Regions from separate parts of the Homo sapiens genome. Here region 2 is linked to region 1. Evidence: read pairs that join two places in POLR2A ChIA-PET (ENCODE). Cell type or tissue: PC-9. All regions are shown on one strand. Each heading gives the region's core, and the rest is flanking DNA. Links, peaks and the distances in the headings are about the cores only. Region 1 holds the start of LOC124902362 (a long non-coding RNA gene). Region 2 has its middle 32 kb from the start of ZMYND11.

Region 1 (15,251 bases), core at 2,835-10,834:
CACAGCATTTACATTGTGTTAGGTATTACAAGTAATCCAGAAATTATTTAAAACATGAGAGAGGAAGTGCATAGGTGATGTGCTCGTATGATGCCATTTTATATCAGGGACTTGAGCATCCTCGCTCTTTGCTTTCTGCAGTGGTCCCGGAACCTATCTCCTCCGTGGACACCGAGGGACGACTTTCTAGCAAATAGTGACCTTTCCAAGGGTTTAATACTTTGAGAACAGGGTTAGGCACATAAGGGGTGAATATCAGGCCTCGAATTTTTACTCTGCTGTAAACTGGCCATTTCATCTTAGTTTTAAAAATTTTACTGTGGTAAAACATATGTAACATAACATTTACCATATTAACCACTTCTTTTCTTTTTTTCTGAGACAGAGTCTTACTTTGTCACCCAGGCTAGAGTGCAGTGGTGTGATCACAGCTCACTGTAGCCCTGACCTCATGGGCTCAAGTGATCCTCCCACTTCCCAAGTATCTGGGACTAGAGGCACGTACCACCATGACTGGGACTAGAGACTAGAGGCACATACCACCATGACTGGCTAACTTAAAACTTTTTTTGTGGAGATGGGGTCTCACTATGTTGCCCAAGCTGGTCTTGAACGCCTAGGTTCAAGCAATCCTCCTGCCTCGGACACCCAAAGTCATTTTAACCATTTCTAAGTGTCCCTGGAAGTGGCTTCCTCAAAAATACACATCAGCATTAATGATTTGCTCTGTCAGAATTGTCAGCACACAACGGGCTTGGGAACCCAGTGTGAATTCCTGGCCAGAGAATTTCAAATATACTTGTGAAAACTAAATATAGTTTCACCTCCCTCCTCATCACCATAAATAAGAAATCAACATTAAGAAAACACAAATCTTGACAGCAGAAACAAATAGAAAACCCAACTCATGATTTCCTAATTGCCCTTACCTCACTCAATACAGCAAATTTTGATTAATTGCTGTATTAGCCAAAATTGATTTTTGGCACTGGCAATAAATTCTGCTATGGACAAGACAAACCTACTTAAGAGCAGGTTGCTTATTCTCAAGACATTATTCTCTGAGAATGTTGGGAACCTGAGCTGTTCTTCAGATCTTAACTTCAAAAAGAATAAAAATAGACATTTTGGTAAGTAATACACATTCGCACATTAGCAATTTGATGATTTCAGATTACTAACCTGACAAAATATACCAACAACTGAAAACTCTCCTAACTTGGGAATTCAACAAGACAGGTTCATCTCACCTGGGGGTCCTGGGTCATACCCTGTCTGCCAGCAGGCATGCCATCCAGCCCAGGGTCTCCCTACACACTTGAGTTACTGCAATGAAGCACTTTATTATTTTTTATTGTTGAGACAGAGTCTCACTCCGTCGCCCAGGTTGGAGTGCAGTGGTGCATTCTTGGCTCAATGCAACCTCTGCCTCCTGGGTTCAAGTGATTCTCCTGCCTCATGCTCCTGAGTAGCTGGGATGACAGGCGTGTGCCACCACGCCAGGCTAATTTTTGTATTTTTAGCAGAGACGAGGTTTCATCATGTTGGCCAGGCTGGTCTCAAACTCCTGACCTCAAGTGATCCACCCACCTCAGCCTCCCAAAGTGCTGGGATTACCTGCATGAGCCACCGCACCCGGCCTATTCTTTTTAAAACACCCGTCGGCTTTATTTAGGTATACTTTGCATACCCTAAGTTTCACTCATTTTAAGCACAGAATGGCTTTTAATAAAATTGAAGAGTTGTAAAATGGTCACTACTCTAGAACATTCCCATCACCTGAAAGGGATCCCGTGTCCATCTGCAGTCAGTCCCATTTCCAGCCCTAGCCCCAGTCATCATTCTACTTTGTTTACAAATTTGCCTTTTCTGGACACTGCCTACCACACAGCCACACTTCCCTCCCTCAGCAGGTGCTTCTGAGCTCATCCTGTGCAGAAGCACCCACCATGTGGACGTGGCAGGCGTCACCTGTTCAGTCACCTGCTAGCGGATACCTGGATTGTTTCCTTGTGTTGACCGAGGTTCCAGGGAACTTACACCAAGTCTCTGAGTGGATGTTCGCTTTCCTTTCTCCTAGGAGTGCAGCTGCTGAGTCAATGCAGCAAGTCTGCTTAATTAAGATCATGCCAAACAGTGGCTTCCCCATTTTACATTCCCACTATCAATGTATGAGAATTCGTTTTTCCACCTTCTTGGTTACTGTTGCTTTGCAGTGTAAGTTTTGAAGTCAGAAAACACGAGCTCTCCAACTTTATTTCCTGTGTTTTCGGTGACAGCATTCTAGTGGGTGTGAAGTGGTATCTCACTGTGGTTTTAATTTGCATTTCCCTAATTAACGCTAGGTATCTTTTCACGTCCTTATTGGCCATTTGTATGTCTTCTTCTGGTGAGATATCTATTCAGATCTCTTGCCCGTGTTTATGTTGCTTGTTTCTGAGTTTTGAGTGTTTATTACATAGGCTGGGTGCAGTGGCTCACGCCTGTAATCCCAGCACTTTGGGAGGCTGAAGCGGGCAGATTACTTGAGGTAAGGAGTTCAAGACCAGCCTGGCCAACATGGCAAAACACTGTCTCTACTAAAAATACAAAAAAAATAGCCAGGTGTGGTGGTGCATGCCTGTACTTCCAGCTACTTGGGAGGCTGAGGCAGGAGAATCACTTGAACCTTGGAGGCAGAGGTGGCAGTAAGCTGAGATCAAGCTACTGCACTCCAGCCCGGGTGACAGAGCAAGACTGTCTCAAAAAAAAAAAAAAAAAAAAAGAAAAAATTTATTACATAGGTGCTTAGAAGTGCTTCATGAGATTTATAATTTGCAAATATTTTTTCCCAGACTGTGGCTTGTCTTTCTACTTAATTCTGTCTTTTGATATACAAAAGTTTTAAATTTTGTTCCAGTCCAGTTTATCAGTATTTATGTAGTATACCTTTGATGAACTCTGTGCCTAACCAAGATTATGAAAATTTACTCCTGTGTTTTCTAAAATTTTTATAATTTTTGCTCTTACATTAAGATCTATGATCCACTTGAACTAACTTAGGTATATGACGTTGAGTCAAGGTTTAATCTTTTTTCCTTTTCATGTGAATGTCCGAATTTCCCAGCATCTGTTGTTGGAAAAACTTTTCTTCATTGAATTGCTCGGGTAACTCTATTAAAAAATTATTTGACCATAAATATAAGGGTTTATTTCTGGACTCTCAATTCTGTTTCTCATATATATAATCACTCTATCTCAATGCCAGTACATTGTTCTGGTTATTGCAGCTTTGCAATATTTTTGAAATCAGGAATGAGAAGTTCTGAATTCTCCAATTTTGTTAACCTATTTTAAAACTGCTTTCACTATTGTGGGTCCTTTATATTTACTTCAGGATATTATCAATTTCTGCCCCAAAAAACCCCCAAAAAATAGCCTGCCAAGATTTTGGTAGGAATTACATTGAACCTATAAAGCAATGTGGGGAGAACTACCATTTTAATAATATTGAATCTTCCAATACATGAATACAGGCTATCTGACACAATTTTTAAAAACAGGTGTAATCTTAAAAAATATTTTGAAACAATACCATTATACTCATATGTCTCAGATAAACAATCCTCTATGACAGAAGAAAGCTTTAGGATGAGGACACAAATTATTTGTGTTACTTAACTTTCAAACAATCACAAAGTTATAGAAAATGTACAAGTACGTTTAAAATAATTCTCTCTCCTTGGATTATCTAATGGTGAATCACTGACCTGATGCGTAATCCCAGACACTTCAGGGGGGATTTCCAACAAACAAGTCTATTTTCCTCCATAAACACCTAAGCCATCAAAATCAGAAAACCAACGCATTCCTCCTGTCCCAGCTCAGACCCTGTTCAAGTTTCTCTAGCCATCCCCAATTACCCAGTTTGCACAGGCACACTGCAAGAAAGTGGTCGGCTCTCAGCTTCCCGCTGCCCAGAGCGAGTTTCTGGATGTTTCCGTGACTCTCACGACACCAGGCTTTGGGAAGATTCTAGGCAGGTGCATTGTCCAATCAGTCCCCTAACTTGGGGGCTGGTGCTTCCACATGGGGAGATCCAGGACAGGCATCTTCGGCAGGAGTATCGCGGATGCGGCTCTCTTCATCCCACCCGCTGTGTGCTACAGGCTTCACCATCACTGAGGTTTGCCTGGACCAGCTGGTTCAGGCTTTTCCACCATGAAGACTCTCTTTCCTTTAACTATTTCGTGGATGGCTACTATAGAAATCCTCACTTCTCATCAAGCTTTCCATTTGTTCATCTGTGTATCTGAATAGTTGGAAAATTTCCTATTTTACTCAAAGTGTTACAACCTGTTGCAATCTTTATTCTTGAGACAGGGTCTCGCTCTGTCACCCAGGCTTGAGTGCAGTGGCGTGATCTCAGCTTACTGCAACCTCAACCACCCAGGCTCAAGTGATCCTCCACCTCAGCCTCCCAAGTAGTTGGGACCACAGGCGCACACCACTACACCCGGCTAACTAAAAAAAAAATGTTTTTGTAGGCTAGGTGTGGTGGTTCATGCCTATAATTCCAACACTTTGGGAGGCTGAGGTGGGAGGATAGCTTGAGCCCAGGAGTTCAAAACCAGCCTGGGCAACATGGCAAGACGCCATCTCTAAAAAAAAATTTAAAAATCAGCATCCCTGAGGTCCCAGGATAGCGATGCTTTGGTCAAGGATGGGTCCGTGTACAATGGTGGTCTCATGAGCCTGTAACGAAGCTGAAAAATTTCTACTGCCTAGAGATGCTGAAGCACACCACGTTACTTGTGTTGGTGGTGGTAACTGGTCTAAACAAACCTGTGCTGCCAGTCATATAAAAGCACAGCACATACAATCATGTCTTCAGTTCTGTTTACACGATGAATCACATTTTTTTATTTGCATATGATACCTAGCATCTTAGAGATGAAGCCTACTTGGGCACGGTGGATTAGGTTTTTGATGAGCATATACAATTATGTACACAACTTAATACTTTAACCATGATGACAAACAACTGTTACTGGTTTATGAATTTACTGTACTTTGTTATTTTACAGCATCCTCCTACTTATAAAAAAGAAAGTAAATTGTAAAACAGCCTCAGTGGGTCCTTCAGGAGGGTCTTCCAGGAGAAGGTATTGTTATCCTAGGAGATCATGGCTCCGTCTGCGTCCTGTCCCTGAAGGCCCTCCAGTGGGACAAGAGGTGGAGGGGAAAACAGTGACACTGAACACCCTGGCCCTGTGGAGGCCTAGGCAGCTGTGTGTGTGTGTGTTGTGGAGGCCTAGACTGGTGTGTGTGCGCGTGTTGTGGAGGCCTAGGCAGGTGTGTGTGTGTGTGTGTGTGTGTGTTGTGGAGGCCTAGACTGGTGTGTGCGCGTGTGTGTGTGTTGTGGAGGCCTAGGCAGCTGTGTGTGTGTGTGTTGTGGAGGCCTAGGCAGCTGTGTGTGTGTGTGTGTGTGTTGTGGAGGCCTAGACTGGTGTGTGTGTGTGTGTGTGTGTGTTGTGGAGGCCTAGACTGGTGTGTGTGTGCGTGTGTGTGTTGTGGAGGCCTAGGCAGCTGTGTGTGTGTGTGTGTTGTGGAGGCCTAGGCTGATGTGTGCATGCGTGTGGTGGAGGCCTAGGCAGCTGTCTGTGTGTGCAAGTGTGTGTGGTGGAGGCCTAGGCCGGTGTGTGTGTGTTGTGGAGGCCTAGGCTGATGTGTGTGTGTGTTCTGTGGAGGCCTAGGCAGCTGTGTGTGTGTGTGCACGTGTGTTGTGGAGGCCTAGGCAGGTGTGTGCGCGCGTGTGTGTTGTGGAGGCCTAGGCAGCTGTGTGTGTGTCGTGGAGGCCTACGTAGCTGTGTGTGTGTGTTGTGGAGGCCTAGGCTGATTGTGTGTGCGTGTGTGTTGTGGAGGCCTAAGCTGATGTGTATGTGTGTGCTGTGGAGGCCTAGACAGTCTGTGTGTGTGTGCGTGCGTGTGTGTTGTAGAGGCCTAGGAAGCTGTGTGTGTGCTGTGGAGGCCTAGGCTGATGTGTGTGTGTGTGTTCTGTGGAGGCCTAGGCAGCTGTGTGTGTGTGCGCACGTGTGTTGTGGAGGCGTAGGCCGGTGTGTGTACGCGTGTGTGTTGTGGAGGCCTAGGCAGCTGTGTGTGTGTTGTGGAGGCCTAGGCTGATGTGTGTGTGTGTTGTGGAGGACTAGGCTGATGTGTGTGTGTGTTCTGTGAAGGCCTAGGCAGCTGTGTGTGTGCACGTGTGTCGTGGAGGCCTACGCAGCTGTGTGTGTGTGTTGTGGAGGCCTAGGTTGATGTGTGTGCACGTGTGTTGTAGAGGCCTAGGAAGCTGTGTGTGTGTGTTGTGGAGGCCTAGGCTGATGTGTATGTGTGTGCTGTGGAGGCCTAGACAGTCGTGTGTGTGTGTGCGTGTGTGTGTGTTGTAGAGGCCTAGGAAGCTGTGTGTGTGCTGTGGAGGCCTAGGCTGATGTGTATGCGTGTATATATTAGTTTTTAACAAAAGCTTCAAATGTTTTTTAAAATTTAATAGAAAGCAGCTTATAAAGGAGATAAATTATTTTTGTATAGTTGTATAATGTGTTTGTGTTATAAGCTAAGTGTTTTTATAGATGAGTCAAAAATGTTACAAATTAAAACGTTAAGGTTAAAAAGTTACAGTAAGCGAAGGTTAATTTATTACTGAAGAACTAAAAATATTTTTGACAAACTTGGCGTAGCCAAAGTGTCTGGTATTTACAGAGGCCACAATAGTGTGCAGTCGTGTCCTGGCCTCACGTTCAGGTGCCGCTTACTCACCAACTCGCCAACTCACCTGGGCAACCTCCACTCCTGCCAGCTCCAGTCATGGGAAATGCCCTACACAGTTTTTTTTTTTTTTTCCCACCTTCTATACCATCTTTTTACTGTACCTTTTCTGTGTTTAAATATGTCTCGACACACGACCACTTACCATCACGTTACCGCTGCCCACAGCATTCAGTGCACTAACACGCTGCACAGGACTGCGGACTGGGTGTGTCAGGCTGTACCAGCCAAGTCTGTGCAAGCAAACTCCATGTTTACATAATGAAATCGCCCATTTGGAACGTACCCCCATGACTAACGCCTGGCCGCACTGATTTCTAATTCCCCACACGGAGCCGATCTCCCTCGGCTGCTGCCGATTCTTAGAACAAGCTCTGACTCCCCCACGCTGCACCCTGCCTGGCTGGCACTGCCCACGCCACCTGCACGCTGCACCCTGCCTGGCTCCCACAGCCCACGCCACCTGCACGCTGCACGCTGCACCCTGCCTGGCTCCCACAGCCCACCCCACCTGCACCCTGCACCCTGCCTGGCTCCCACAGCCCACGCCACCTGCACCCTGCACCCTGCCTGGCTCCCACAATGCACCCTGCCTGGCTCCCACAGCCCACGCCAGGACACCCCTCTGTGGACTCCCCTCCTCCGACGTGGGCTTGGGCACCCTGCGCGGCTGCCCCCACCAAGACACACTCCCCACCCTGCTACACTCTTAGGAGCACAGCCTGAGGTCGAGGCGTCCTCAAATTTACACCCCCAGGGCCTCTTCTGCCTGATTCTCTTCCCAGACCTGCTGAACTGCATGGGAAAGGGAAGTCATTATTATTTTTAACTTATGTATTAGTCATTGTGGATCTAGGACCCAAGTGCTTTTTTTGTTTTTTAAAAGCAAGTCCATTGGGATCTGTTTCTATAGAGATTTTTTTCTTTTTTAATGGGAAGATTCATGGCTATATTTATTTTGACTGTTGCAAGGGCAATCAACAGAATACTGTGATCTTGTGACTTCTGAGTTAGTAACATTTTGCAGGAAAGATGCTTGTCAAATTTCATCGCAACCTGGACAAACCCTTAAAGAGTGTATTGTTATTGTGGGTTCACACGGAGAACTTACTTTCCCTGCAACAAACATCTTCTCTCTGGTTTCCATGGGGAGCCAGGCTTGGTAAGCCTGCAGGCAGGAGGCTTCCATCGGCTGGCTTCAGTTTTACTGGTATACTTTGCCAAATGAAATACGGTCACCCTACAAGGGCCGTTGTTCAGAACAGACCTCTGCCGTTCAGCTTGGCGCATATACCTGAGGCCATGTTCTGAGCGATTTTCCAAGAAAAAAAAATTTACTCACAATGTTATGGCATTTTGGATTGAGGCAAAAATCATTAAATATTTCATTTATTCAGTTTTATCTGCTTTCTCAAAAAGCTGAATTGTCCTAATTAGAATATCGGTATTTTTCAAAAATACAGAATTACATTTTAATACAACTTAATACTATTAAATATTAGTCACACATTAAAAATATTTGTTCCAGAAGAGTGTTGACAGGAGAAAAAAATCTGACTGGGTGCGGTGGCGCACGAGGGCGAGGCGGGCAGATCACTTGAGGTCAGGAGTTCAAGACCAGCCTGGCCAACATGGTGAAACCTTGTCTCTACTAAAAATACAAAAATTAGCAGGGCGTGGTGGCAGGCACCTCTAATCCCAGCTACTCGGGAGGCTGAGACATGAGAATCGCTGGAACCCAGGAGGCAGAGGTTGCAGTGAGCTGAGATTGTGGCACTGCACTTCAGCCTGGGTGACAGAGCAAGACTGTCTCAAAAAAAAAAAAAGATAAAAGATCCACTATAAATTTTGAGAAAATCATAACCAATTTCATACTGTAGCGTCTCAGTTTTATAAATATATTAACATATATTTATTCATAAAATGTGTAAAGAAGATTTATGAGTGAAATTATTTTTATGTTTGTGTTAGCTTTAAAATACCCATTTAAAAAAAAAGGGGGGAAAGCAGGCGGATAATACAAAACTGCTAAAATGCTGAAATGTGAAGCTGGATGATGGTCACGGGTGTTTATTACTGGACATGCTCTATGCTTACTTGCTTGAAAACGCTCCATTAGAAAATGAACTCTGAAAACTATATGCCCAATGCTAATAGTGGGTATTTATTGGTAACACTCTTTATCAGGTGCTATGATTGTTGATGGCTTTATTTTCTTCTTCATATTTTCTATAATTTCTACAATGAACATGTATGTATAATCAGACAAAAAAGCCAAGAAACATCCATAAGTTTTTCTGGTCATTCATTCATCCCATAAATACTTGCTGAGCACCTGCTGTAAGCCAGGCTCCGAGCCGGCTGCTGGGTAGAGTGCCGCACCCCAGGGAACGCTCAGCCCTCGTGGACTCACCTCTGGGCTTGCCCAGCCTAAGCCCCGCAGTAACAGCTGGGGTGAAGCCTGAGGGAGGTGACAGCCTGCAATGCCTGCTGGCCCAGCGAGAACCCAGGCCCAGCACCATCGCCAGGTTTTACAGGCATAAGAACCAAGCCTGGAGCCTGGGAGTCTTCTGATTGTCAGAAATAAAGGTCCGCAACAGACGGCTCTCCAAAATGCTCCTTCCCTGCTGCAGAAAGTCAAAGTCACCCCAGGTGCTGCTTTCCCCGAGAGCCAAGTCCACCAGGAGAAGTAGAGGGACACGGGTAAGCCCCAGGCCTCCTCTGGCAGGAGTGGGGGTGTGGGGGCAGTGCTTAGGTTGCCTGGCTGGGTCTAAGGTCTGGAGAGGAAGGTGCATGATTTTTTTTAATGTAAAGATATAGAGAGGCATCTTACCTGCAGAGGCACCAGAGGACAAATCCCAGTCCACAGTAAGGGTCCAGGCAGATGGCCACTTCTCTAGAGGGGTAAAGTTCACACTGCAGCTTAATGGAACGGCAGAAGGCACTGGTGGCTGCGTGAGACATCTGCAAAATACAAGGCTGTGTTAAACGCATCGGACCTGACACCCTCAGACACCCGGGACAATACGGGGCTGCAGGGAACGCAAGGCTGTGTTGAACGCATCGGACCTGACACCCTCAGACACCCGGGACAATACGGGGCTGCACTGAACGCAAGGCTGTTTTGAACGCATCGGACCTGACACCCTCAGAAACCCGGGACAATACGGGGCTGCACTGAACGCAAGGCTGTGTTGAACGCATCGGGCCTGACACCCTCAGACACCCGGGACAATACGGGGCTGCACTGAATGCATGGGACTTCATACCCAAGGATACCTACAAGACAATAAAGCCGCATTAAATGCGTGGGGCCTGACACCCAAAGACATCTTTAAGACAATAAGGCCAAATGAAATGTATGCTGGCCTGGTGCAGTGGCTCATACCTGTAATCAAAACACTTCAGGAGGCCAAGGTGGGATGGTCACTTGAGCCCAGGAGTTCCCGGCTGCAGTGAGCTATGATTACCACTGCACTCCAGCCTGGACAACGGAGTGAGACCCTGTCTCTTCAATAAATTTTAGAGAACAAAACCCAAAAGAACAACAAATGCACGATACCTGGCCCCAAAGGCCCAAAGCTGTTTTTAGGACTGGCGACAACTGTCACCAAGCTGGGCTATGTTGTGTCTGGGGAATGTGAGTGGCTGATATTTTCACTGGAGTTCTCATTTTCAATGAGTAAACCTCACTCAGAACTGTTGGTCCTCCAGGACCTAGCAACTCTAGCTATTGAAATAGTGCGTTTGAACAGCAAGTCATGGAGGAAGGGGTTCTCGTGTAACCCACTCTCTCTCTTTTTTTTTTTTTGAGATGGAGTCTTGCCCTGTCGCCCAGGCTGGAGTGCAGTGGTGCGATCTCCGCTCACTGCAAACTCCGCCTCCCAGGTTCACACCATTCTCCTGCCTCAGCCTCCCAAGGAGCTGGGGTTACAGGCGCCCGCCACCACGCCCGGCTAATTTTTTGTATTTTTAGTAGAGACAGGGTTTCCCCATGTTAGGCAGGATGGTCTCGATCTCCTGACCTCGTGATCCACCCGCCTCGGCCTCCCAAAGTGCTGGGATTACAGGCACGAGACACCGCGCCTGGCCTCGTGTGACCCTCTCTCTAACACACCGTCCCACAGGTAGGGGAGGCACCACGGTGCATTCCTCTGCTGGTCGAGGCCCTGTCTTATTCACGGCTATCTCCACGGCTGGACATAGCCTCTGCTGTGCAGCATGTGGCCAGCAAGACCTGCTGGGTGGCTCAGCTGTCTTAATGATCAGAAAGTGAAGGCTCACAGAAGTTAAAGATTTTGCTGCCTGTGACATAAGTTAGAGCTAGGAGTTAGAGCCCAGGTCCTCCTACACTCCAGGGCCCTTCACTATCTTCCACCATCCTGCATGGAGATGGTGGCTAAAATCCAATCATCCCATCATGACCAGACAGTGAAGAGCTTCCGCATCTTCCTCTTCCCTAATCCCTGTAATAGTCCCCCTACAGTCTGTGTGTAATGTCAATTATTTTGAAATACAATAAAATATATTAATAAGATCAATTTTCTCACAGAAGCTTTCTAGCCAAACAAACCTCAGAGGAAAAAGGAAGTCAAAGCAGCATACAAAATGGTCTGATTTTTGCGGTTTTAAAACACGTCACGGCTGGGCAAGGTGGCTCACGCCTGTGATCCCAGCACTTTGGGAGGCCGAGGCGGGCAGATCACAAGGTCAGGAGATCGAGAACATCCTGGCTAACACAGTGAAACCCCATCTCTACTAAACATACAAAAAATTAGCTAGGGGTGGTGGCGCATGCCTGTAGTCCCAGCTACTCAGGAGGCTGAGGCAGGAGAATCGCTTGAACCAAGAGGGCGGAGGTTGCAGTGAGCTGAGATCGCACCACTGCACTCCAGCCTGGGCAACAGAGCAAGACTCCATCTCAAACAAAAAAACATGTCACAAGTTGATCTGAAGTAGAATGTCACCAGAGCTAAACTGTAAAGGGACCAGCACAGAGCCTTGTAATAACTGGGGAAATCCAAATGCCTGGCTCCCCATCATTCATTCATCACTCCAGCAAGAGGTGAGAGAACTTGGAGGTGGGAGTCCTCCCACTGTAAAACGTTCCATCACTATTGGAAGTTCTGCCTGGGAGAAGGTTTCGTAACTGTTTTACTATATTCATACAGGGGAACGTAGAATTATTATAAAATGTAAAATGTAAATAATTCTTTTTAGCTTGCTTTTAAGGCAAATTTTTGTTTAAAGGAGAAATGAGACTGAATTTATACAACATCCATCCAGACTCCTGCCTCCCTGGATTAGGAGTTAGTCAAACCCTGCCTCCTAAAATTACCCACCCACTCAGATCAGCAACTAGAGCAAGCCTGCCCTGAACTGCTGCTCTGTGCAAAGCACTATTTCTAGGTGGAGAATTCAGTTCTTCAGCTTAGCAAATACTAAATACCGAGAGCTTGTGATCAGACACTGTGTTAAGCGCTGGAGATGAACCGAAGAGTAAGACACAGCCCTGCCCTCAGGATCCAGTGGGAATTCACAGACGAGGGCATGGACAACCGTGTATGGGGTGTAAGAGAGGCTGCTCCCAACACCCTGGCTGTGGGTCACAAAGCCAGCGGGGCCTTTGCGGGACTTCAGCAGAGAAACAGGAATTGACACCACTTAAAGAAAAGCAGCCAGGAACGTTCTGATGGTCTACTCTACGTCAGACGCTGAGACTATAAGCGGGCCATGAAACGGTATGACTGGAAGCAGCTGCTTCTCTTCTGGCTATGACAGTGGGAGGGTCACAGCTAACTTCAGACCACAGTAAGTAAATCATCTTGATCTGAAAACATTTCTTTTCAAAAGCTTTTGAAAAATTATTTTATTTCATATTGTAGCTACTTTGGTATTCCACCTCAGTTCTACTAAGAGGTGGACAGAGCGTGAGAACTGTGCGAGGTAAAGCCAGCTCACCCGTCAGACCCACAGATGGGGGCAGACGGCACACAAGGCTGCGAAGTCCCCAAGGGTGGGGCGGGGGCGGGGCGGGGGGGGGTTTGCACGGCACCTCGGCAAGGGCGGCATCTGAGCTGAGAGGGTCATGATGATTTCTAATAGAGCCCAGGTTAAAACGCTAGAAAGTGCAGTGTGCAGAAATTTATCACAGAGCGTTCGGATTTGAGAACCAGCAAGAGAAAAACATTCGCAGTGTTCTACTGTCAGCTGAGACAGTGTTCACATAAAAACATACTTGGGGCATTTGGACAGAATCAGTCAGCCTGGTTAAGGATGGAAATGGTCATACGTGTCATACCGTGAATGAAACACGTATGTATACCTCTTTCCACATCTCAGTCTGACTACACGAGAGGCGCTGAGAGCCAGCACGTGACCTGCCACCTCCAGCACGCTCCGCAGTTGCCTCCATGGCCACCGCCCGCAGCCACCCCCCTCACCTTTACGCCAGCTAGCATCCCAGTTGTGGACACGCTGAAGTCGAGATATGCAAGAGTGTCTGGGTTGCAAGGTTTGCAGATCTGGGCAGGCCGCTTCTTTGGCAAATCATCTGGAGAGGAACATGACTATCAGCAGATCCAGCCTGAGCAAGGCCGTGAGCAAACCACCTTCTGCAGCTAAAGCACCAACCTGTGTCCAGGATGAGGGGCCACGTCCTGACGTCCACAGCCGCCGCCGCCTCCCTGGACCGCAGCAACTTACAGATCAGCTGTGTCGTCATCAGACAGGCAGAGCGACTCACCTGGCATCAGAGAGCGAGAATGGAGCCATGAACGTGGACCCAGATGAAAGCGTGCTCACTTCACACGGGTCTCCTGCTTACTACATACACTAAAACCATGTAGCTTTAACGGGCAGATGAGGTTACCGAGCCCTCCTGCTGGCTAAGGTAGGACAGAGCTAGGAGTCTAGTTGTGGAGGCACGGGGGCAGGGCATGCGGCCTGAAGCTGCTGCATCTGCACTTCCTGGGCCCAGTGCATCCACAGCGTTGTGACATGTGCAGAAAAGAGCTCACTGCTCACACCATTAGATCTGTTCTCCTGGAAACCCCACACACACACACCCAGACACATCGCGCACAGTTCTCCCGGAAACGTCACACACACCCAGGCACATCGCGCACAGTTCTCCCGGAAACCCCACAAACACCCATCCCAGACACACCGCGCATAGTTCTCCCGGAAACCCCCCACACCCCCAACCCAGACACACTGCGCATAGTTCTCCCGGAAACCCCACACTCACCCAACCCAGACACATCGCGCATAGTTCTCCCGGGAACCCTACATACACCCAACCCAGACACATCACGTATAGTTCTCCCGGAAACGTCACACTCACCCAGACACACCGCGCATAGTTCTCCCGGAAACCCCACACTCACCCAACCCAGACACATCGCGCATAGTTCTCCCGGGAACCCTACATACACCCAACCCAGACACATCACGTATAGTTCTCCCGGAAACGTCACACTCACCCAGACACACCGCGCATAGTTCTCCCGGAAACCCCACACTCACCCAACCCAGACACATCGCGCATAGTTCTCCCGGGAACCCTACATACACCCAACCCAGACACATCACGTATAGTTCTCCCGGAAACGTCACACTCACCCAGACACACCACGCATAGTTCTCCCGGAAACCCCACACTCACCCAACCCAGACACATCGCGCATAGTTCTCCCGGGAACCCTACATACACCCAACCCAGACACATCACGTATAGTTCTCCCGGAAACGTCACACTCACCCAGACACACCGCGCATAGTTCTCCCAGGAACCCCACACTCACCCAACCCAGACACACCGCGCATAGTTCTCCCGGGAACCCCACACTCACCCAACCCAGACATATCGCGTATAGTTCTCCTGGAAACGTCACACACACCCAACCCAGACACATCGCGCATAGTTCTCCCGGAAACGTCACACACACCCAGACACATCGCGCATAGTTCTCCCGGAAACCCCACACTCACCCAACCCAGACATATCGCGTATAGTTCTCCCGGAAACGTCACACACACCCAACCCAGACATATCGCGTATAGTTCTCCCGGAAACGTCACACACACCCAACCCAGACACATCGCGCATAGTTCTCCCGGAAACCCCACACGCACCCAGACACATCGCGCATAGTTCTCCCGGAAACCCCACACTCACCCAACCCAGACACATCGCGCATAGTTCTCCTGGAAACCCCACACTCACCCAACCCAGACACACCGCGCATAGTTCTCCCGGGAACCCCACACTCACCCAACCCAGACATATCGCGTATAGTTCTCCCGGAAACGTCACACACACCCAACCCAGACACACCGCGCATAGTTCTCCCGGAAACGTCACACACACCCAGACACATCACGCATAGTTCTCCCGGAAACGTCACACGCACCCGGACACATCGCGCGTAGTTCTCCCGGAAACG
Region 2 (15,251 bases), core at 2,931-10,930, 240 kb before region 1:
AACAGAATTTAAAGACAAAAACCATATAATGATCTCATTCGATGCCAAAAACCATTTGACAAAATTTAATATCCTTGTATGATAAAAACTCTTATCTTCCATTCTCTAAGCAAAGAGAGAGAGAGAGAGATGAAAAAAACCTTTCACCAGATTAGACATAGAAGGCGTGTACCTCTTTAAGGATACCCCTGAGTGCAATTTTTTTGAAGAAGAAAAAGAACTGTAACTCAACACAATAAAGTTCATTTATGAGAAGCCAACTGCTAACATCATACTTACAGCTTGTCCTGTAAGATCTGGAACAAGACAAGGATTTCTACTGTCTTAGTCTGTTTGTGTTGCTCAACAAAATGCCTGAGGCCAGGTCATTTATAAGGAAAAGAAGCTTATTTGGCTCACATTTCTGCAGGCTGTACAAGCATGGTGCCAAATCTAGGGCAGTCATTAAATCTTAAAGCTCCAAAGTAATATCCTTTGACTCCATGTCCCACATACAGGGCATGCTGATGCAAAAGGTGGGCTCTCAAGGCCTTGAGAAAAATCCATTTTCTGGGAAGAAACTCAAGCCAGGTTTAGAAATTTGCATATGATTTGGGCAGCTCTGCCCCTGTGGCTCTGCAGGGCACAGCCCCTGCAGCTGCTTTCATGGGCTGGTGCTGAGTGCCTGTGGCTTTTCCAGGTGCACGGTGCAAGCTGTCAATGGAACTACCATTCTGCAGTCTGGAGGATGGTGACCCTCTTCTCACAGCTCAACTAGGCAGTGCCCCTGTGGGGGCTCTGTGTGGGGGCTCCAACACCACATTTCATTTCTGCATTGCCTTAGTAGAGGTTCTCCATGAGGGCTCCACCCCTGCAGCAGACTTCTGCCTAGGCATTCACTTGTTTCCATACATCCTCTGAAATCTAAGCAGATGCTTCTAAAGCTCAGTTCTTGCCTTCTACACACCTGCAGGCCCAACACCACGTGTAAGCCATTAAAGCTTGGGGCTGGCACCCTCTCAAGCTATGGCCCAAGCTGCACCTTGGCCCCTTTTAGCCACAGCTGGAACTGGAGTGGCTGAGATGCAGGGCACCAATTCTCAAGGCTGCACAGAGCAGTGGGGTCCTGGACCTGGCCCACACAACCATTTTTTCCTCTTAGGCCTCCAGGCCTGTGATGGAAGGGGCTGCTGTGAAGATCTCTGACATGCCCTGGAGACATTTTCCCCATTGTCTTGGTGATTAATATTTGGCTTCTCTTAACTTAGGCAAATTAAGCTGCAGCCAGCTTGAATTTCTCCCCAGAAAATGGGTTTTTCTTTTCTATCACATGGTCAGGCTGCAAATTTTCCAAACTTTTATGCTCTGCTTCTCTTTTAAACATAAGTTACAATTTCAGATCATCTCTGTGTGAATGCATATGACTGTATGCTTTCAGAAAAAGCCAAGTCACATCTTGAATGCTTTGCTGCTTAGAAATTTCTTCTGCCAAACACCCTAAATCATCTCTCTCAAGTTCAAAGTTTCACAGATCTCTAGGAGAGGGGCACAATGCCACCATTGTCTTTGGTAAAGCATAGCAAGTGTGACCTTTAGACCAGTTCCCAATATGTTCCTCATCTTCATCTAAGACCACCTCAGCCTAGATGTTCATTGTCCATATCACTAGCATTTTGGTCAAAGCCATTCAACAAGTCTCTAGGAAATTCCAAACCTTCACATCTTCCTGTCTTCTTCTGAGGCCTTCAAACTGATCCAATTATCCAGTTCCAATGTCATGTCCTGTTACCCAATGTCTGCCTGTTACCCAGTTCCAATGTCACTTCCACATTTTCAGGTATCTTTATAGAAATGTCCCACTTCTCTCAATACCAATTTTCTGTATTAGTTTGTTTCACACTGCTATTAAGAACTACCTGAGACTGTCACTTAGAAAGAAAAGAGTTTTAATTGACTCACAGTTCTGCATGGCTGGGTAGGCCTCAGGAAATTTACAATCACAGTGGAAGGCAAAGGAGAAGCAAGGTGCATCCTACGTGGTGTCATGAGGGGGCAGGGGGATCATACAACCTTTAAACCATCAGATTTCGTGAGAAGTCACTCACTATCATGAGAACAGCATGGGGGAACCACGTCCATGATCAAATCACCGCCCACTAGGTCCCTCCCTTGACATGTGGGGATTACAATTTCAGATGAGATTTGGGTGGGGACAAGAGTCAAACCATATCAGACCAATTTCTTTGAAGATCCCTAATTTAAAAGAAAGAAAAGCATACTTAAGAAGCAACTAAATAATTCAGTGATTCTCACGAATAGGCCTAAAGGAAAACTTATGAGTATGCCTGAGTGTTTATAGATGGTAATATATTTTGCGCATTGAGGGTTGATACACATGTATGTATGTATGTACTCTTGATTTTAAGAATTAGTGTTAGTATTGTCTTCTTTCTAAATACCTTTCCTAAGTGATTTTATCCATTCTCTTTATTTAAACACCTACTGTAAACAAAAAATAAAATTCTAAGCTCCCCAACCATCTGAATGGCATTTCCTCTTTGCCAAGGGTATCCTAAAGTTAACCTGTAAAACGAGTTCAGGCTATGATGGGAAGGGAGAGTTGGACATGTCTTATTACCATTAACATCAACACAGACCTTAAGACTGTTAGGACAGACTCTTTAAGCCTGATAGGAAACATTTGCCATCTATTCTCTCTGAAGCCACAATGTATTTCAAAAAGTATAGGTTAAGGGTGTATCTTCTGGACCCTCCCGGCTGGGATGACTAGGTCTGAAGTGACTAATCCACTCCAGCATCCCAATCTCCCTAAGCCTTTGGATCCCTCCTCTACATTAAACCGAAGGGGATCAGGCATTTCTAGCTCATTCACAGTGTTTTTGTTTGTTTGTTTGTTTTTGAGATGGAGTCTCACTCTACCGCCCAGGCTGGAGAGCAGTGGTGCGATCTCAGCTCACTGCAAGCTCTGACTCCCGGGTTCATGCCATTCTCCTGCCTCAGCCTCCCGAGTAGCTGGGGCTACAGGTACCCACCATCACGCCCAGCTAATTTTTTGTATTTCTAGTAGACATGGGGTTTTACTGTGTTAGCCAGGATTGTCTCGATCTCCTGACCTTGTGATCTGCCTGCCTCAGCCTCCCAAAGGGCTGGGATTACTGGCGTGAGCCACCGCGCCTGGCCCCACAGTGGATCTTTTAATCCATATTTCAGCTAACCAAGCAAATAAATGATTAGAGCCTTTTTTAACTCCCTGAGCGGCAACATTAAATGCAGAATCCCTGCTTAGTGGGCCCAAATTAATAAATTCATCCCGACCCAACGCTATGTTCCTTCCACCATTATCCCACACTCTTAATATCCATTCCCATGCCTGTTCTCCAGATTTCTGCTTTTTGCATAAATTAGAAAACTCAAGCCGTTCTTTTGGAGTGTACCGCACCTCCTCATGGGTCACACTCTGAGCTTCACCTCTAGGTGCCCACCAGGACTTTGGTCTAGGGATAGGTCTAGAAGCAAACAAGGGTGTTGCAGGTGGGAAATGAGAAGAATCAACATTGTCTTGCCTGGCAACTGCCTCAGGGGAGGCCATCGTGGTTGCCTCAGGCACACAGGGTTTATCTCCTCATGCAAAGATGGAAAGGCTGATGGCAGTGTGGGCCGGGGAGGGGATGTTGCCACTACTGGGGATAGGGAAGTTGTTTCTTCTGGCAAAAGAGGCTCATCAGATTTCACCAGCTCAGTGTTCCTAGTTTCATCAGGGTCCTCCTGCATGTCCCTATTCCAAGTTGCAGGTTCCCATTCTTTTCCAATCAATACCCTCACCTTAACAGCAGACACCTGGCAAGGGTGTGTGTGCACCTTTCATTGCAGGTCAGCCACGCACATGATAAGAGCTTGTGTCTGATTTTCCACAATTTCAGCTCTTTCTCTACAGGAGATAAGACTCTTGCTCAGGGCAATCTTAGAAGATTTGAGGCTCAGTATCTACTTCTGAAGTTGGGAGTTAGAATCCCTGAGTTCATCATTTTCTTTCACTACTTTGGCCAGTGAACTTAGAAGCAACCAATCAACTTCATTACATTCCTTGGTTCTCCACATATGGTCAAAAGTATTATGTATAGTGTCACTAAACTCCTTGCCTTTCATGAGCAGTGTATCAGGAGTATCAGACGCATTTATTTCGCATAACTCTCTAAACAGTTCATGCCAAGGACTATCGCTGTTCTCCATACTATTAGAAGTAGGGTCCTTAGCATTTTTGGGTCTAATCATACTAACCAGCCAACTCCAGAAACCCCAAAACCAATGAAAGACCTCCATCTTTAATATTCTGTTCCTCTAGAACCACTCCTGATACCAAAATCTGTATTCGTCAGGGTTCTCTAGAGGGATAGAACTAATAGGATAGATGTAGATAGAAAGGGAAGTTTATCAAGGAGTACTGACTCACACGATCATAAGGTGAGGTCCCACTTGCAGGTAGGCCATCTGCAAGCTGAGGAGCAAGGACTCCAGTCGGAGTCTCACAGCTGAAGAAGTTGGAGTTTGATGTTCGAGGGCAGGAAGCATCCAGCATGGGAGAAATATGTAGGCCACAAGATTAAACCAGTCTAGTCTTTCCATGTTCTTCTCCCTGCTTTTATTGAGTCCTTGCTGGCAGCTGATTGAGGGTAGGTCTCGTTTTCCAGTCCACTGACTCAAATGTTAATCTCCTTTGGCAACACCCTCGCAGACACACTAAAGAACAATACCTTGCATCCTTCAATCCAATGAAGGTGACACTCAATATTAACCATCACAATAACTAATACGTTTTTATAGGGAATAAAGCACATATTTCCCATGATACCTGTAGAATTGTGTTTCTCTGGCCTGAATATAGGTTGGATTGGTTTAAATGTGAATTTTGTTTTACAATATTTATATGTCAATTGTAAATTCTGAGCACTTTCGAGTCAGAGCATACCTTTTTTTTTTTTTTTTTTTTGAGATGGAGTCTCGCTCTGTCACCTAGGCTGGAGTGCAGTGGTGTGATCTCAGCTAGCTGCAACCTCCACCTCCCAGGTTCAAGCGATTCTCCTGCCTGAGCCTGCCGAGCAGTTGGGATTACAGGTGCCCACCACCACATCTGGCTAATTTTTGAAATTTTAGTAGAGACGGGGTTTCACCACGTGGGCCAGGCTGGTTTCGAACTCCTGACCCCAGGTGATCCACCCGCCTCAGCTTCCCAAAGTGCTGGGATTACAGGTGTGAGCCATCGCGCCTGGCCAAATCATTACTTTTGAAGAAATAGTTAACAATGATTATTTCTTTTTGAATGACAATAAATTTTATTAATAAGTTAAACATATTTATATGTAATGTAAATTTTTTGTATCGGGTGCAGTGGTTCATGCCCGTTATCCTAGCACTTTGGGAGGCCAAGGTGTTAATATTGCTTGAGCAGGGGAGTTTGAGACCAGCCTGGGAAACATGGTGAAACCTCATATCTACAAAAAAATACGAAAATTAGCCTGGTGTTGTGGCATGTGCCTGTAGTCCCAGCTACTCGGGAGGCTAAACGGGGAGGTCAAGTCCGCAGTGAGCCATGACTGTGCCACTGCACTCCAACCTCAGTGACAGAGTGAGATCGCGTCTCAAAAAACTTTATTTAAAATCAAAGTAAACAAAATGTATATAAATTCCTCTCCAGTGATTTACTATTCAAGCTCTGGATGGATTATGTGATTTTCATGACAATGACATACCTGCTCTACTCTCAGACAAGCACAGTATAATAAATAGAAAAATTAGGAGTGCTATTGACTGAATTGTGTCTGTCCAAAATTCATATCTTGAAGCCCTAACTTCTTATGTGACTGTAACATGGCCTTCATAAGGATAGGGCCCTGATACAATGATACAATAGAATTAGTGTCCTTATAAGAGGCATCGAAAAACTCTCTTCCTCTATCTCTCTCTTCTCCCACCATGCAAGGACACCGTGAGAAGGCAGCTGTCCACTAGCCAGGAAGCGAGTGCTCACCAAAAACCAAACTGGCTAGAACGTTAATCTTGAACTTTCCAGCCTTCAGAACTGTGAGAAAATAAATTTCTGTTGTTTAACCTACCCCATCTATGAAATTTTGTTATGGTAGCCTGAATAGACTAATAAGAATAAATTAAAATTCCATATCCCTTGACTAAATTTTATTCATGTCTTATGCTTTGGCAATCTTTAGCCAGTACTGCTATCAATTAATTTTATTTTTCATTCCTCTATTCCAGTTTAACAAAGCCACTGCGGTAACAGAGGAGGGAAAGGAGAAGCAAGGAGTAGAGAGACTCTATATGCCAGGCAAGTGCCTCATTAAATGTTAACTTTTTATGATTCACAGTGCTTAAGTGTATTAGGAGACCAAAATGTGTTTTATGAAAATTGAAGGCAAATCTGAATGGAAGAGGGTTCCTTGATTTAGCCCCTGTCTTGTCCGACCAAGGTAAGGTTACAGAGATGAAGTTTTATAGTGTAAATGCAAAGAGTACTTGCCTTGGATTCAGATAAATTTGGGTATATGATCCTGGAAAACCCACTTAGACATTCTGAAATTTAATTTCTCCCATGTAAAACAGGAATAATAAAGTCTACCTTACAGAGCATCCTGAGAATCGAGATAGCATATAGTACTATGTTAAATGACTGCTGTTATTGCTAAAAGAAAGAAGTTAACTCAGAGGAACTATGGTGTTTGAACTGACTAGCAATAAAAGCTGAATGCAGTGCAAAATTTTGTCTCTAAGAACTACACACCTAAACTATGCACTACACATAGAAAGGCAGTATTTTAAAACCTAAGGCTATCTATGTAGTTTTGTTTTAATGGAAAAAATCACAAGAAGCCTGCACTCCATTTGTAGAAGAATTGTTACTTCCTCATATCTAGAGCTACCTGTGGCCTTAGACTTGGCTATTTCTATAGAGCTAAGCTCTTGTCCCAGCTTCTTGTTCTTAAACACGGAGCTCTGCCTCTGGGAGTTTTAAACCAAAAACACAATTTTAAGCTCCCCTTGCCACCCCAACTATTTGAATGGACTTCCTCCTAGGCCAGATCACTCTAAAATGCAACTGAAAGATTACTTCAGGCCGTGGAGGGAAGTGGGGGTCAGACATGCCTCATTATACCCTCCAGTGTTAACATCAACACAGACCTTAAGTCTGATAAGAAACATTTACAACCTAGTCTCTCTGAAGCCTGCTACCTGAAGGCTTAATCTGGATGATAAAACTTCGGTGGCTTATGCCTGTAATCCCAGCACTTTGGGAGGCTGAGGCAGGCGGATCACGAGGTCAGGAGATCGAGACCATCCTGGCTAACATGGTGAAACCCCATCTCTACTAAAAATATTAAAAAAATTCGCTGGGCACGGTAGTGGGCGCCTGTAGTCCCAGCTACTTGGTAGGCTGAGGCAGGAGAATGGCGTGAATCCAGGAGGCGGACCTTGCAGTGAACAGAGATCGTGCCACTGCACTCCAGCCTGGGCTACACAGCGAGACTCCGTCTCAAAAAAAACAAAAACAAAAAACAAAACAAAACAGAACAGAAAAAAAACTTTGGTCTCCACTACCTCTTATTGTAACATTCGTTTCTATTGATAGTAACTTTTTCGACCAATTACCTGCCACAAAATTTAAAAATCTACTTATAAACCGGAAGCACCCCCTCACCCCCAGCCCCACGCTCAACTCGTGCATCGTTCTGGACCAAACCAATGTATATCTTAAATGTATGTGGTAGATGTTTGACTCTTTTCATCCACAGAGTACAGAATTCTAACCCTGTGGTGTGATTCCTGAGATCTGTGTCTAGCTAGTGGTTTCAAGCCTTATTTACAAAGATGAATTTTGATTCTTTTCAATTAAAAAATCTTTCATTTGATTAATCTCATGTTAATGAATATAATGGAATTGTATTCCAATGACTAAAAATAAGTCAGCAGTGACAGAAAAGAAAACTTGTTCCCAGATCAGGACCTGTTTGTCAATAAAAAAGCGCCAAGAAGTTATTACTTCCTGCAATATATAAACGGAAATGTCCAAAAAGAGACAACTAAACCTTAGTTCAAAAAAAGGGAAATCATAAACCTCTGTACCCTGTTGATTGGCATTCATTATTCGACCTAAAAAATGTAAAATTATACAAAGTCACTTCTATGCACGTACAAGCGTGATACACATACTGTTACCGGATCCTTGAGGTGTCACTTTTCTGGCCGGTGGTGCCTTTGCCTGAGTTTTGATCGGGCACTCTGGGTTCGTTCCACACACTTGGCCTGGAAGGTTGCGCTTGGCTTATGCTACCAGCCTGGATCCCATGCCTGCCAGGGGTGAGCCAGGCATGGGGCAGCAAGAGGTGTGTGAGCGAGCACTGGGTCTGGCCACAGTGCAGTTAGACATGCCGGCTGCTGCAGTGGGATGGGCAGCTCCAGGTGCTGACACCAGCTCTCTGCAAGGCTGCAGCTGGACCAGGTGCACTGCAAGCACCTTCCACGGCTGGCACCAGGGAACACAGCGATGCCTGGAAGCTTAGAGATGCCAGAACCACAGGGACCTAAAGAGGGAGTCACAGCCCTGACTCAGGGAACTCCCAGGTCTGGGCTTCCCAAAGGGCCACGGCTATTCTTTCATTCTCTTTGCCCACAACATGGCAAGCAAGGGGCATGTTTCAGCCCTGTTTGTGTTACAGCTCTTTTAGCCCTGCCATTCAATGGGTTCTGAGTTCTTGTCCTGCGACAAGGCAGAATGAGGTACACAGTCAAGTGGAGGGTGAGCCAGCCAAAGAGAAGCTTTATTGAATGATACAGAACAGCTCAGAGGAGACCCACAGTGGGTAGCTCCTTTCCACAGCCAGGGTGTTCCAACGAGTGTTCAGCTCCTAGCAAGGAGGAGGCCCTGGAGTGAAAAGCTCCTTTCTGCAGGCAAGTCACCCTGTCATCTTTCCAGCTCTCAGCAGAGAAGTGGCCCTGGAGTGCGTAGCTTCTCTCTGCTGGCAGGTCATCCCAATGTCTGCTCAGTCCCAGCTGAGCCTGGAGCTTTTATGGGCCTCAGAGGGGAGGAAGTGCATGCCAATTGGTCCATGGGCAAATCCAGAAAAGGCACCTCAAGTTCCCACTCTGGTCTGCGGGACTGGCAGCCCAGTCACCAGCCTTTAGGACCCCCTTGGCCTGAAGGTGAGGCCTCACCAGGCCCCGCCCCCCCCCCGCCCTTCCACCCTGGAACCTGTTTGTTTCCTGCTGTTCCTGGTGCCCAGGCTGTAGGTGCCAAGGGGTGCCTGCAGGCCAGTGCCAAGCTTCCCTCAGCACCCCCTTGACTTCCCTCCTATGCTGATCAGCACCCAAAGTCCAGAGGGATCCAAGGCGACAGGGGGCTGGTATGTTAGCACCGCCCTGAGTGTGTGCACACCCGGCTGGGCTGTGAAAGCACCCAGGCTTGGCCCCGACTTTGCTCCAAGATTGGAGCAGGGGCTGACAGCAGGAAGAAGTCAGGCAGTGCAAGCAGGCGCTCTGGAGCCTGTGAGGGGAGAAGGGGGGCCTTCCTGGGTCCCCGAGAGTGCAGACATGCCTGGGTCCACAGCCACGGTTTGGGTGGCTGCAGCTGCACCTGGAAGGGCGGGGCTCCTGGAAGGGCGGGGCTCCTGCCTGCCTCTGCCTCCCTCCTACCACCAAGAGCACAGGGAGGCCCGGCCCACAGTCACGACTTGGGCAGCTGCAGCTGCACCTGGGAGGGCGGGGCTCCTGCCTGCCTCTGCCTCCCTCCTACCACCAAGAGCACAGGGAGGTCCGGCCCGCAGCCACGACTTGGGCAGCTGCAGCTGCACCTGGAAGGGCGGGGCTCCTGCCTGCTCTGTGGAGGGGGAGACCTGGGTCCACAGCTGTGACTAGAGTGGCTGCAGCAGCACCCAGGGAGCTCCTGCCCCAACTTGGAAGGGGTAGGGCTCCCTCTTGTTCCTGGCTCCTGCCGCTGCCATCAATACTACTGCCACATGCTACTCCAGATGTCAAAGGCACATATTAAACCACCACCGAGTAACAGCATCTACCAAAAACAATCAAAATCTTCAAATAAAATATTTAGTGAACACATAAATAGATACTCAGATACTCTATTTTGTCAGACTTTGCCTAGAATAACTTAGAAAACTTCTGATATTCACTTGTAAAGTTTAAGAATGATTGATACATACATTAATATGGAAGAGACAATTATTAACCTTAAATACACAAGGACAGGACAGAAATAGAATTTTACATCAGAAGATATTATTTCTCATTACTATGAGATACTATTACCTGAGTTTCAAAAGTAGTGATGAAAGGAGTCAAGCTCTATAAAAATATTTAAAGAAGTTTATTCTGAGCCAAATAGGAGCGGCCAAGGCTCAAGGCCCCGTCTCGTGTGGTAATGAGAACATTTTCCCAAGGTCATTGAGCTATAGCTTGGTTTTATATGTTTTATGGAGACATAAGACATCAATCAATGCATTTGCAGTATGCATTGGTTCCATGTAGAAAGGAGGGACAACTTGAACGGTTGGGACTTACAGGTCATAGGCAGATTCAAAGATTTTCTGATTGGCAAATGGTTGAAAGAGTTGTTATCTAAAGGCTTGGAATCAATAGAAAGGAGTGGCTGCGTCAAGATAAGGGGTTGTGGAGATCAGGATTCTTATTATGTAGACAAAGCCACCCTTAGAGACAATCGATAGCGAGTGTTTCTTATTCAGACCCTCCAAAGGGTGCTAGACTCTCAGTTTCTCTTCAGGATTGGGAGGGCCTGGAACAGCGAAAGATCTACTTACATTATTAGAGGTTCTTTACAGGTAGAATTTCCCTCCACAAGAATGGCTTTGCAGGCCATTTCAAAATATTACAAATAAACATATTTGGGGGTAAAATATTTTGATTTCCTTCTTTATCTGTCATGTGAAATTATGCCAGGGTCAGATTGGAAAGTAAGCCATGTTATATAGGGTTAAATAAAACCCATCTGAAGAGATTTTATGGTTTGTAGCCATGACTCCCTATGTTACCAGAAAGGGGACCCAATCTAGAACCCAAGAGAGGGTCCTTGGACCTCACGGATTAAAGAATTATAGCCGAGTCCATAAAGTGAAAGCAATTTCATTAAGAAAGCAAAGTAATAAAGGAACGGCTACTCTATAGACAGAGCAGCAACATGGGCTGAATGGCTAAATATACTTATAGTTATTTCTTGATTATGTGCTGAACAAGGCGTGAATTCATCATGAGGTTTCCAGGAAAGGGGTGGGCAATTCCTGGAATTAAGGGTTCTTTCCCTTTTTAGACCACATAGGGTAACTTCCTGATGTTGCCAAGGCATTTGTAAACTGTTGTGGTGCTGGTGGACGTGTCTTTTAACATGCCAGTGCATTATCATTAGTGTATGATGAGCAGCGAGGACAACCAGAGGTCACTTTTGTAGCCGTCTTGGTTTTGGCGAATTTTGGCTGGCTTCTTTATTTACCACAACCTGTTTTATCAGCAAGGTCTTTGTGACCTGAATCTTGTGCTGACCTCCTATCTCATCCTTTGACTAAGAACACCTAACCTCCTGGGAAGGTAGCCCAGTAGGTCTCAGCCTTATTTTACCCAGCCCCTGTTGAAGATGGAATTGCTCTTGTTCAAATGCCTCTGACACCTAGGCCCCTTAGATAGGAATTTGGACAAGAGAAGAAAAAGGTCAGTTTCATCCTCAATAGCAATAAATAATACTACATAAGTAAATATATGTGATAGTAATTAAATTTAACCTCCCATAGTAAGCCTTTCATGTGGCTTCTTAAGTTTTTTTTATTTTGTATACATATACATGAAACTTAACATCTGTGACTATTATGAAGACAAAGCATATGTCTAGGAAATTAATGTACTTAATGGGGAAATGAAGAATATTGTGTAATTTAACATAACGACCCAGGAGCCTAGAAGGAAAAATTATGTTCTTTAATCCTCAGGGTTTTCTTTGTTGGAAAATAAAAAAGCAAAGCAATAGACAATGGAACCCATCCACCCCCAAAAGAAGGAAGAAGAAGAAGAAAAAAAAAAGAAAGAAACAAAGCAAAGCTCAGGAGGAATGGAATACACAGATCTATACACCAGGCAGAGAAGCAGTTGTTCTTGATCCCTTTCTGATGAGATAAAGACTTCTAAAATCTTGGGATGCAGCTGAGATTGCTATTTAAGTGGACAGAGCATTATAGGCCAGCTCCTTTGTGAGCTTCATACCCTACATGTGTGCTACTTTCAGCATGACCTGCCTCTACTTTTTGCAGGGGGACTACAATGTGGGTTTGGATGGCAAAAGCTCCTGGAGTGATTCCCTAGGGGTCAAAGCTTCCTTCTGGGAGGAGTGGCTAAAACAAGTAAATTTTCCTTTCACAATCTTAACCCTTCCAAGCTTTCCCTCTCAAAGTTTCTTCTCCCTACTGCGTGCCCCCCGCCACAAAGTCTGTATGTAGATTGAGCAGTTCAGTTGATTTTTGTGAAAGAGAGAGGTTAACTTGGTGACATCGTTTGAACCACACATCAATTAAGGGAATGAGAACGAAACCTAAGTTTTGACATTGTAAAGTTTTCTTTCAAGCATAGCAACTCTGCCTCATTTGTGTTTCAGACAATGTTGTTCCATCATCAATGTATTTGAAATATTGAAATGACAAAACTCAATGATTTTATGTCTCTTTGCAATGTAAGACATAATCTCTTTATAGGACGAAAGCTGAATATAATTGGTAGACTATTAAATGAGAATTGTATGTTTCATCAAACTGCTGAGCTAATAAATTCTAAAAGTCATCTATTAACTAAACAATAGGAGATTAGCTGGACACACTACTTTTTATTTATAATAAGTAATTTTTATTTATAATATTTTTATTTATAATAAATGTCAGCAATGTTAAGATATATCACATTTATTATTTTACTACCATGATGATTACAGCACTTTTAATCTCAAACTAAGTCTTACAGAATGTATGTTCCTTTGAAGAAAAATTTCTATTTTTTTTTTGTTTTGAGACACAGTCTCACTCTGTTACCCAGGCTGGAGTGTAGTGGCATGATCTCGGCTCACTGCAACCTCCGCTTCCTGGGTTCAAGTGATTCTCCTGCCTCAGCCTCCCGAGTAGCTGGGATTACAGGCATGCACCACCATGCCTGGATAATTTTTGTATTTTTAGTAGAAATAGGTTTTCACCATGTTGGCCAGGCTGGTCTTGAACTCCTGACCTCAAGTGATCTGCCCGCCTTGGCCTCCCAAAGTACTGGGATTACAGGTGTGAACCACTGCTCCCGCCCTAAGAATTTCGTATAATCATGCTTAGGCATAAGAATAACTCTTTTTTTAAAAAAACAAAAAACAAAAAACAACGGAGTTTCATGCTTGTTGCCCAGGCTAGAGTGCAACGGCACAATTTCGGCTCACTGCAACCTCCACCTCCTGGGTTCAAGCCATTCTCCTGCCTCAGCCTCCCGAGTAGCTGAGATTACAAGCACCCGCCTCCATGCCCGGCTAATTTTTGTATCTTTAGTAGACAGGGTTTCACCATGCTGGCCAGGCTGGTCTTGAACTCCTGACCTCAGATGAACTCCATCCGCCTCGCCATCCCAAAGTGCTAGGATTACAGGTGTGAGCCACTGTGCCCAGCCAAGAAAAACTTCTAAAGTTCTTAAATTTCCATCAAATTATTAAACTACAGAATGATTAAATGTAAAATTTGTAACATTGTAATAACTGCTTAGATTATTCTTTGTTGTAGAAGATTTAGCATCTTATAAAAATTGGGTCTGAGAAGAACAGATGTTTCTTTAACCAGCCAGATGCAAATAACTATAAGGCCACACTACCCAACATGGTAGCCAGTGGTCACTAATATTTAAATTAAATGAAATAAAAAATACAGTCCATCAATTGCACTGGCCTTTCTGCCAAGTGCTGAACAGATCTGTATGACCAGTGGCTACTGTATTGGATGGTGCAGATACAGGACATTCCCGTTATCTCAGAGAGTTCTCCTGGGCATTGCTGCTCTAAGGAGAAGGCACCAGAAAAAGAGGAGCTAGGTGGATGAGGAGTGTAGGGGAAGGGAGATGAGCTCAGTGGCCATATTTCCTCAATGTGCAGCCATCCTTTCCTTTTCCCAGTGTCATCTCGTAATGGGAAGAAATAGATGAAAGGTTTTCTCTCTTACAGAGTTTGAAATGCTGCTTGTCCTGTGATGAGCTCAATCAGGACTGATTGAATGATGATGCCTCACTTTCACATACAGATGTAGCCCAACAAGATTCCAATAGATGTGGTGTTACAAATCCTTTAGTATGAAGGCATAGTGAATCCAGTTATTACAGAAAAATATGCCCTTGGCAAATTGGGAGAAGGTTAATTTTACATTCTAGCATTCTCTTAAGTATCAATGGACTCTTCTAACAAAAGGCATCAATAAGCTTTATGAATCTTCAAAGTTGTCTGTATGACAGATAAATTGTCAGTCTTTAAATGGCTACTGTGCAGGTCCAGATAGGCACAACAATTTTGGAAAAGAGAGAAAACATGTTTCAGTTGAAAACTTTAGGACCCAAAGGAGGCAAATGTGTTTGGGCTAAAACATAGCCAGAACAGAGAGAAAAATCAGCTATTTTAGAGTAACTGATATATAATATTCAATGATTTTTATGGCAAATGATTTTGACATGGGCCAGAAAACCGCACTTACTTTCCTGATGCTGCCAGATAAACCATGGGTGTGTATTTTTGTTACAAAATTACTCCTTGAATTAAAAAGTATGCAAATACATTTATTTATTTATTTATTTTTATTTTTTATTTTTGAGACAGAGTCCCGCTCTATCGCCCAGGCTTGAGTGCAGTGGCACGACCTCGGCTCACTGCAACCTCCGCCTCTCGGGTTCAAGCAATTCTGCCGCCTCAGCCTCCTGAGTAGCTGGGATTACAGGTACCCACCATCACACATGGCTAATTTTTGTATTTTTAGTAGAGACGGAGTTTCACCATGTTGGCCAAGCTGACCTCGAACTCGTGACCTCAAGTGATCCGCCCACCTCAATGTTTCAAAGTGCTGGGATTACAGGCATGAGTCACTGTGCTCAGCCAAAATACATTTATTTAAATAAAAATTCCGTAAGTACTTGGGTTTGTGCACATGTCTGTGTGTATAGGTATATGTATTAGTCCA

The links. Peaks named below come from ENCODE experiments on the same cell type or tissue, not always from the same donor. Only the 100,000 strongest peaks of a DNase experiment are listed, where the experiment ranks them.
Region 2: POLR2A ChIA-PET joins it to region 1 with 16 read pairs; 2 of 35 experiments call an interaction of 5 or more read pairs at or near these places.

The regions. Positions count from the first base shown.
Region 1 is chr10:331,562-346,812 of GRCh38, forward strand. DIP2C (disco interacting protein 2 homolog C) reads right to left here. Exons shown (of 37, transcript NM_014974.3): 27 at 13,438-13,549; 28 at 13,248-13,357; 29 at 9,638-9,768. It overlaps LOC124902362 (a long non-coding RNA gene), which reads right to left and starts at 9,631. Exons shown (of 2, transcript XR_007062030.1): 1 at 9,218-9,631; 2 at 3,464-4,291. RefSeq lists an enhancer at 13,023-14,222. In PC-9, for the core only: no CTCF peak of the experiment used is centred there; no DNase peak of the experiment used is centred there.
Region 2 is chr10:95,588-110,838 of GRCh38, forward strand. No RefSeq gene overlaps it. Among named protein-coding and RNA genes, the nearest start is that of ZMYND11, 32 kb to the right of the region's middle. In PC-9, for the core only: no CTCF peak of the experiment used is centred there; no DNase peak of the experiment used is centred there.